Regions from separate parts of the Mus musculus genome. Here regions 1 and 2 are each linked to region 3. The links are chromatin contacts, found by Hi-C or POLR2A ChIA-PET in ENCODE. All regions are on one chromosome and are shown on one strand. Each heading gives the region's core, a stretch centred on a gene start or an enhancer-like site at or near the end of the contact. The rest is flanking DNA. Distances are from core to core; before and after follow the strand shown.

The links. A loop is a pair of places that touch in the nucleus more often than their neighbours do. ChIA-PET counts read pairs that join two places held with the same protein, here RNA polymerase II (POLR2A).
Region 1: POLR2A ChIA-PET joins it to region 3 with 10 read pairs in Patski. The contact joins two enhancer-like sites. POLR2A ChIA-PET finds 5 or more read pairs at or near these places in 4 of 5 experiments (Patski and embryonic stem cell).
Region 2: a loop to region 3 is called in a map of heart, with 4 times the contacts of the local background. The contact joins the promoter of Epha4 here to the enhancer-like site in region 3. A Hi-C loop is called at or near these places in 6 of 37 maps with a recorded cell type or tissue (gastrocnemius and heart). POLR2A ChIA-PET finds 5 or more read pairs at or near these places in 4 of 5 experiments (Patski and embryonic stem cell).

Annotation. Positions count from the first base shown.
Region 1 is chr1:77,409,666-77,412,365 of GRCm38, forward strand. All of the region lies in intron 5 of Epha4 (Eph receptor A4), which reads right to left. Among named protein-coding and RNA genes, the nearest start is that of Mir6352, 86 kb to the right of the region's middle. Within about 2 kb of position 1,272, at least 1 of the 3 ENCODE cell types and tissues checked has a DNase peak (open chromatin) inside an H3K27ac peak, as active enhancers do.
Region 2 is chr1:77,513,766-77,516,465 of GRCm38, forward strand. It overlaps Epha4 (Eph receptor A4), which reads right to left and starts at 1,323. Exons shown (of 18, transcript NM_007936.3): 1 at 1,176-1,323. The coding sequence starts at 1,266.
Region 3 is chr1:77,460,646-77,463,345 of GRCm38, forward strand. The region is part of intron 3 of Epha4 (Eph receptor A4); the gene reads right to left. Among named protein-coding and RNA genes, the nearest start is that of Mir6352, 35 kb to the right of the region's middle. Within about 2 kb of position 1,351, at least 1 of the 3 ENCODE cell types and tissues checked has a DNase peak (open chromatin) inside an H3K27ac peak, as active enhancers do; it is heart, where a contact is called at or near this core.

The DNA of each region.
Region 1 (2,700 bases), core at 22-2,521, 51 kb before region 3:
AGTTAAATGACATTTATTTACATTTAAATACGGATGGATCCATATGGATTAATTTTAAACTCTGAAACACTGAAACACGGGACGCTTGCATCTTTCTCAGACAGCGTGTTTTCGGAGGGAGGTGCAGCATGTATTTTCAACAAATGCTATGCCACAAGCCGTGCGTGCGCATGTTTACTGAAGGGTACAACTGAGCCATGCACCCAAGGATTTTGAGAAATCTGATTTTGGAACACTAATAAGGCTTCAATCGAACAGTTTATGTGCTCAGGCTTTACATGGGCTGTCACCCCGTCTCTATTTTTGGCTAAATGTGGAATCCAAACTTGATACAGTTGTCTTGGCACCAACCCCCACTGCCAAGAGGTGGACAGCAAATTACTTTCAACTCTTTACAGAAAGCCATCAATAAAACTTGGAACCATAGGATGTAATGTTCCTAACTTTCATGTAAAGGGCTTTAGTGTTGTGGTGGGAGGTGGCGAGACCCCCTCCATTTACTTACTGTCCAGAGATGTGAGTTCCCTTAATCCAAATAGCTGTTTCAAAGATGGAGCTACCCAGCCAAAACCACATTCCTAGACTCCTTTGTATCCAAGGACGATCATATGACTGAGCCTGGGACTATGGAATTTGGTTGAAGTAATTACTTATTTTCTAGACTCACTCATGAATATCCCCCTTGTGACTCCTCATTCTCTCTCATCTGTAATCTGCCAGCTGGAGGTTGATGCCAACCTTGGCCTGTCCTGGAGGCCTCACGCCAGCTCTCCCCACATTACCACCAACTGAATGTGACTTCAGCAAGAAATTATGTTTTATTGTAATAACCTACTTGTGGATGCTGAGGGTTACAGCAGGTGCCCATTGGAGCGAAGTGGGCCATTTAGGAAAAAAAAAAAAAAGACATTTTCATAACAATGAACTCAAATGAAGTGTAGTGTATTGTGGCCAATGGAAGATTGATCTGTGGTCTGAAGCTGCCAGACTGGTGTCCAGGTTCCTTCCAGTTCCTGGCTATGGATGATGGGCAGGCAGATCCGCGCTCATTTGTGAAGAACTGGAGCATGTTACCCTGAGGTGAGTGGGGCCAGAGGCAGAAGTAAAGGCTCTGCAGGGACATGCGAGTCTTCTTCCAACAGTAGGCTCAGCAAAGTAGGCTCAGCAAAATGACAATACTGGGCCAAGGGATTTGGCTGAGCCTGTATCCATATGAAATGGAAAAGACAGTAGGGTTGGGCGAGCTTTTCTTTTTAGAAATAGCAGTGATTTAGTCTCCATTGCATAATTAGCTGCACACAGTTGAAGATGTGAGTCCATGTGGGTAAGAGCTGGTCACAGAAATGAGTGAGAAAGGAGCTGTCCACCCTCACTACAGGACACACACACACACACACACACACACACACACACACACACACACACCACTTTTTTCTACCCTTAACTACTCTTTGCAGTAGCTATAATTATCACTCACGTTTCAAATCCAGGAACTCCAGCATAAAGAAATTAAATAATTTAATCAAAGCTGTAAGAGTTAAAAATGGAAGTTCCCCTGACTCAAAGGATTCTTTCTCCACGCCACATGTCAATAGTGACACACACGCAATGAACCCACGTTAGGCAGCAGTGATATACCAAGCTTTATTCAAAATCTCTTGTACAAATTAATTCCCACCAACTTCCTGAAACTGGCACTATTATTATCCCACCTTGAGGAGAATATAGGACAAAGTAGTGGAGCTTCCTTAAGATAATTCCGTAACTGGTGAATTTCATAGCCATATGCTAGCACCCACATCCTCACCCACTGGTCTACAGAAAGCTGTGCATCTCCTTTCTTTCTGTTAGGATTTGAATAGGAAATGGTACCCCCATGGGCTCATGGGAACATTTGCTCCCCAACAGTGGTGCCAATTTGGGAATATTATAGAAATTTTATTACTAAGGCCAAGCTAACATAGGTGGGTTTCTGGTCTTGAAGGTAGCCCTGGTTATTCTGAGACTCACTCTGTAGACCAATCTGGCCTCAAATTCAGAGATCCACCAGCCTCTGCCGCCACAGTTCTGGGATTAAAGACATGTGCTACCTACCATACCCTTGAGTGAGAAATTGTATACTTAAGCTAACTTTCCTTTCCACAGAAATAGCAGCAACTAACATGGAGTTGTGGTGGTTTCCCGAATTTCCCAAGTCAGTACACATGGCCTCTGCTAGCACACATATCACACACCATCTAGTTTTGAATCCCCTCACATTGAGCTAACTAACTTGAAGAGTGGAGATAAAGATAACACACAACTAATAGTATTTGGAGTTGGAGGAGGGGTAAGAGGCTCACGAGAAGCTTTTGGAAGATTCACAGTATTCTGTGGTACTGTGCTTCATGATGTGACCATCAAACAGGTGTCTGCTATGAGATGAGGCCAATGGTGACAAATTAAGAATATATTGCCCACTTTTCTGTGTTATGTAAACATTTTTCATGACAAGATCATAAAACAAATATTAGGGTTATTGGAGTGTACAGGTAGTGAATTATTGCACTTATCATTAGAAAGACTGATCCAAAATCCCTGATAAGCCTTCCTGCTCAGAAAAAACCGAAACAAGTCTAGAAAGGGGGAAACTTCTGTAGAATAGAGCCACAGTGACTTCAAAAACAACAATGCAATCGAAGCACCGGGATCCCTGCGCTT
Region 2 (2,700 bases), core at 73-2,572, 53 kb after region 3:
GAGTGGGAAGAATCGATGAGACAGATGCACAGCTAATGCGCGCAGGTTGGAACACGAACACAGGCCGGAGCCCACGTTCACACACTGTGCGCACTCGCTTACCCGGCACAAAACGTCCAGGTTCCTGCAGACACCCGCGCCAGGCACACATTTGCCCTCAAACACACACACACACACACACACACACACACACACACACACACACACACACACACGAGAGGAGGGGGAGAGAGACAGACAGAGATAGAGAGACAGGGACACATAAGGACAGAAATAGACACAGAGAGTGTTCCTTTCCCCCTAGGCCCATCACAAACTAAATGGTCACCACCTCTCCCCTCACCTCGGACAGAAAAACAGACAAACAATCCTTCCAGAACGTCGCAATAGACAAACAGAAAACGGCACACGAATGGGTCCCGTCGGTCATGCCTGTCCTTCTAGACTAGTCCAGTACCCCATACTGGAGAGAGAAGCTTACAGTGGGGTATGTTTAATTCGCTGACTGGTCCCCTAGTTTTGCTGGATGAGCTAAGGATCTGGGGTAGGGGAGAGGTAGGCCTGAGATTGCAACCTCCAGGGTGCGCGGCCCGATGGAGAAAAAGGTGTCTGAGGCCCGGTGCTAGAAATCAGGTCACCGGCGCCCGACAAGCGGCGCCACCACCGCTGCGCGCTCCGGAGACCAAGCAGCCGGGTCCCGGGAAGCGCTGCGCTGGGAAAACTTTGCAAAAACCCGGGCTCGCAAGGCTTGGACAAGAGGCCGGGCGCTCTGCGCTCTACGTTTGGGTTTCCCTTCTCGCCTGTGCTGCTGATGTAGAGGACTTTGCTCACACGTTTTTTTGTTTTGTTTTCAAATCCCGGTGTATCCCCTCGGGGCGCCTTGAGCCGGCCCTGCAGGCGGATGCTGATAAACTTTGGCCTTTCGCTACAAACTTGGGCAGAGTGGCAGCTTGCATCGGTCACCCTTCTCAGTTCAGACAGCCTGATCCTCCTCAGTCCCCACTTAAGAGGATCCCCTCTGTTCGGCACTCTTCTCCGGAGTGGGAACGCGAGGCTCATGCCGCGCTCTCCACCCCCCGCCCCCCACCCTAACTGGTTCTGAGCTCCAGAAGACCATTCATCAGTGAATCACCCCCTCCGGGTCCCGGACCGCATAAGGGCTGCCGGGCTCTTACCTTCATTCGCGGGGTATACCCTAGAACCGGTGACAGCGTCGCAAATTCCAAAGAGAAACGAAAAGAGGATGAAATAGAAAATCCCAGCCATGGTTCGCCGGTGCCAACGCTGCTCCTGCCGCTTCTATCCCAGTGGAATAAATGCTTAAGTTAGGAGTGCAGCAGTCTGAAGACATTGCCAAGAGGGTGGGACCGGCCCGTGACGTACACCCGCCAGTCCAGAGCTCGTGACCAATAGCAGTGCAGAACCAGCGCCACGTCCCCACCCCCACGGTGCAGAGCCCACCCCCGAGGTCCCGCCCCCTCCAGCCTCCGCAGGGCTCAAGGTCTCCCGAGGCTGGCTTCCCAGCAGTGATGGGTCTGTGCCCCCACGAGAGGCCCCAGACCTTGTCTCGATCCTTGGGGATCGATCCCTTGGACGGCAGAGGGAACTTCGAGAGACTCCGAAAGGACGGTGGGGAAGGCCAGAAAACGTTGGCATTCCCCGCCCGGCCCCAAGTCCGGAGGTGTGCGAGGGAGAAAAGACTCCTGTTGAGATGAAATAAGTCTGAAGTTGACCTGCACCTTGGCTCTTGCCCCTTGCCGAGGTCGTCGGGTCTCTGTACTGTCCACCCCAGCTAAGGTCGGGCGCTCTCTGCTGCACGCAGCCACCCTCACTGCCAGGTTTTGTGTCTTTATGGCGTTCCTCCGTGGGAAATGCTTTGGGCTGGGGGACTTTCGTAGCTTGATAATTCCTTTCCTTCTTAGTTACCTAGCCAGGGGGACCCAGTCATCTCCCCAGCAGCAGAGCGCGGTCACTTGTCCCCAATCTTCCTAACGTTTGGAAGTGATCCCTGGCCAGGTCCGGGTGTTCACATCGACCGAGCCCACTACGGGACTATGAAGGGAGAAATCACCTCGCGACAGCCCTAGCTACCGGGAACTCACTGTGCTTTCCAGGGAGTGTCCCTGGAACCACTTCTAGCCATTCCTGGACACTTAGGTGTAGAAGGGGAAGGTTGTAAGAATGCGAGCACCTGCTGCACAGAAGGGACAGACAGAGGGTCGCAAGCTGCCTGGAGCAGCTACTGTGGCTCTGAACTCCGAAGTCTCCCCGGTACTGATGGGGACAGTCTCCCAGGGGACCAAAATGAGAGGCTCTACCCGCAGAAACTTGTCCCACAACCCCGCGTTGTTCTGGGTGCCAACCATCGACTTCCCAGGGACGCAGACACCATCCGGTCCTCCGATGCTCAGGCCACCGGGGAAGCCAATTTGAGCGCCAACCGCAGCTCAGCTAGCTACCAAGGGACCCGCCCCAGTTGAAACTGGGTGGCTGGTCCCCAGGCGTTTGAAGGGGTGGGATTCCAAAAGATCCACCTTCCGTGCTCGCCTCAAGCTGCCCCTCCTTTGGCTCCCTCCCGGGCCAGATTTTCCTCCTCCAAGTCTGGGTCTCAGCCTGAGTGGAGTTTGAGTGGAGGCACTTTGCAAACAGCAGGGGCAGAGTATCTACGTGAACCAACCGCGCCACCTGCCGGCCAGATGC
Region 3 (2,700 bases), core at 101-2,600:
AGATACAGGTCGGTGGCAGAGTACTTGCTTTGAATGCACAAGGCCCTGGGTTTGATCTTCAGTACTCTGGGAAAAGGTTCACTGACTATTGGAATGTGGGCCACCCCTGAGGTGGTAACCAAGGGATGGGGTGGAGGAGATGGGACTAAGAGTCAAGTTCCATATCAGTGACAGAGGAGACCAACCTCCTTCTACCTCACTCTCAGTAAACATTTCTTTAAGTAGACCGGAGATTCCAATCAAGTGACAGAGGAGTGATTTCTGATTTCCCTTTGGCTCTATCTCTCACCGTGAGTCATGTCTAGAGCCACCTGTGCGGGGCTATCACTTCCACAGCTAATTAGGCTCAAGACGCCTCCCTGTCCTGTAGCCTTTCAGAGGTGGGAATCAGGCCTGGTCCTGACCACTTAAGGAGGGCCACACCTTGATAGCAGCCTCATGACAGTGCCATGACTCCCAGGGATCCCACCAGCGGCCAGATTCCTGAATATGATTCAAACCGGAATTAAGTGCAGTTGGTGAGAACCTGCCAGGGTTGCCAGAACTGAAGGAAGAGTTATTACAGTTTTTGGAATGGCATCAAGTAGCAACTGGTGTGGGCAGTGTGCTAGCATTTAGTGTAAGGTATTTCTTTCTGGTCGCCTCTGACAGGTAACCTGACCTAGCTCTGAGATAGCAAGAAGCCAGCCAGCTGGTATCTACAAAACAAAGTTGCCTGCTTGCGGATTTCGTTCCGCATACCTTCATTTTTTGATTGCCCCTGCTTCAGGAACTTCAGTCAAGCTTACAGGAAGTGAGGCCCTTTGCCCAGATGCCTACAGCTAAGTAGGGAGGGGCCAGAAGGAAGTCTTATTTGCAGACCACTTTTCCCTTACCATTTTGTTGTTGTTTGGTTTGGTTCTTGTTGATTTGGGGGGGCTGGTGTTGTTTGTTTTACTTTATTTTGTTTTAAGACCGGAATTTATGTAGCCCAGGCTTGGGAGGAACTCCTGATCTTCCTGTCTGAACTTTCCAACTCTAACGCAAAGCACAGTCAGTCTTTTAGATATCCACAGTACAGGTCCCCCTGCAGAACACACTCCAAGCTCAGCAGCAGCCAGCGGCCTTTTTCTTGTTTACTGTTTGAGCTCTGGTGTTTCCAGCAGTTCTTGAAAGTGGAGCTGCTGCCTGTCTAGTGATAGTGCCCACACTGACCGAGTACAATGACTGAGGCCACTGCTGGACTTAGTATCTACATGACAAGGAGAGCCCCTAGCACCTGGACAAAAGGACACTTGGACTACCCACCTCTTGTTACAAGCTACAAAGAGTTTTTTTTCCCCCCCCTAGGTTCTCTTTTTTGTTCCTATTGCCTTTGTGACTTGCATTTCCCCCCTCAAATGGCCTGCCAACAGTACAGACTCTGTTGGAAGTTGCCAAAAGGGAAGCAGGGACAATTCCACCCCAGGCAGGCAGAAAGGATTGCTGATAATCCTTGCAGGCTGGGAGGGGCAGGGGAAAAGGCCTTTCTATGGCCTCTTGTTAGGAGAGCTTGTCACCTCAGGGTTGTAGGGAGCCTGTGGCTCTCTCTGCTTGTCCACCAGGAAACGAATGCAGCAAAAATGAATGCAGAGGATGGGATCATTTTGAAGAGTTACAATACTTAGATATGAATAATTTTCTGAAGAGCGATTGCAGTAAATGTTGAAAGGGGTGGAGTTGGTGAGGAAAGACATCAACCCTAACTTGGGCAAAAGCTTGGGAGCCCAGGCAGATAGGATGGGAGATAAGGCTCCAACTGGGTTAGTCACACCCTCCTACACACAATTCACTTGGCAAACACTCTCACTAACAAAGCAGGCCCGTGCTTCAAACAGAAGGCAGTACAGTCCAAACACCCAGGGTGCCTAGAAAGGTAGTTTTAAATCATTTTAAAAATTTTTACCCAAAAGATCTGGGGAAAAAATATGTTTTTTTTTTAAATGAAAAAATCCATGACACTCGTATGGCCACAGAAGAAGTTAAGGTTCCCCACTGAACTCTCTGAGAAGGCGACAGAGACAACAGAGGGTCTCAATTTGTATTGAAGTGGAAGACAGATAGATGGTTATTCCAACACAGGAATCGAGGGAAAGGAGGGGATGGAGAGGAGGGACCAGTGACAGTCGTGGACCCCATGCCCCTTCTTTCTGTTCTCAGGTCAATCCATTAGGATCTCTCTCTCTCTCTCTCTCTCTCTGCTCTTTGTTCCAGCTATAAAAAAAAATCCTACTTAGTTTAAGACTCCTGTCCTTCGAGGGTATAGGTGTCAGCCCTATCATTGCCTTGGAAATGGAAGTCCCTCCTAGAGTTCAGAAGAAAGGAACAGGTAAGAACAATGTATAGTGTATTCTATCAAAACAAAAACAAAACCAAAAAAACAAAATAAAGATTCACATACAGCTCTACACACTTGTCTCAGAACCCAAAGAAACAAAAGGTGTTCTACCTCCACCAACAACCGGCAGGGTCCCAGCTCCAGCCTCTTGATTCTTTTTCCATCATCTAGGGTCTACCTACTGCCCTCTTTCTCTCCCTTTTTCTCTTTGTGGGCCATTATGTAAATCTAAAGGATATGTGTTCATTTGTGTAATAAATGAAATGTTCATAGATGACTATGCCACAATCCCTAAGCTCCCCCACCCCCCACCCCTTATGCTATACAATTCAAAGAAAGAAAAG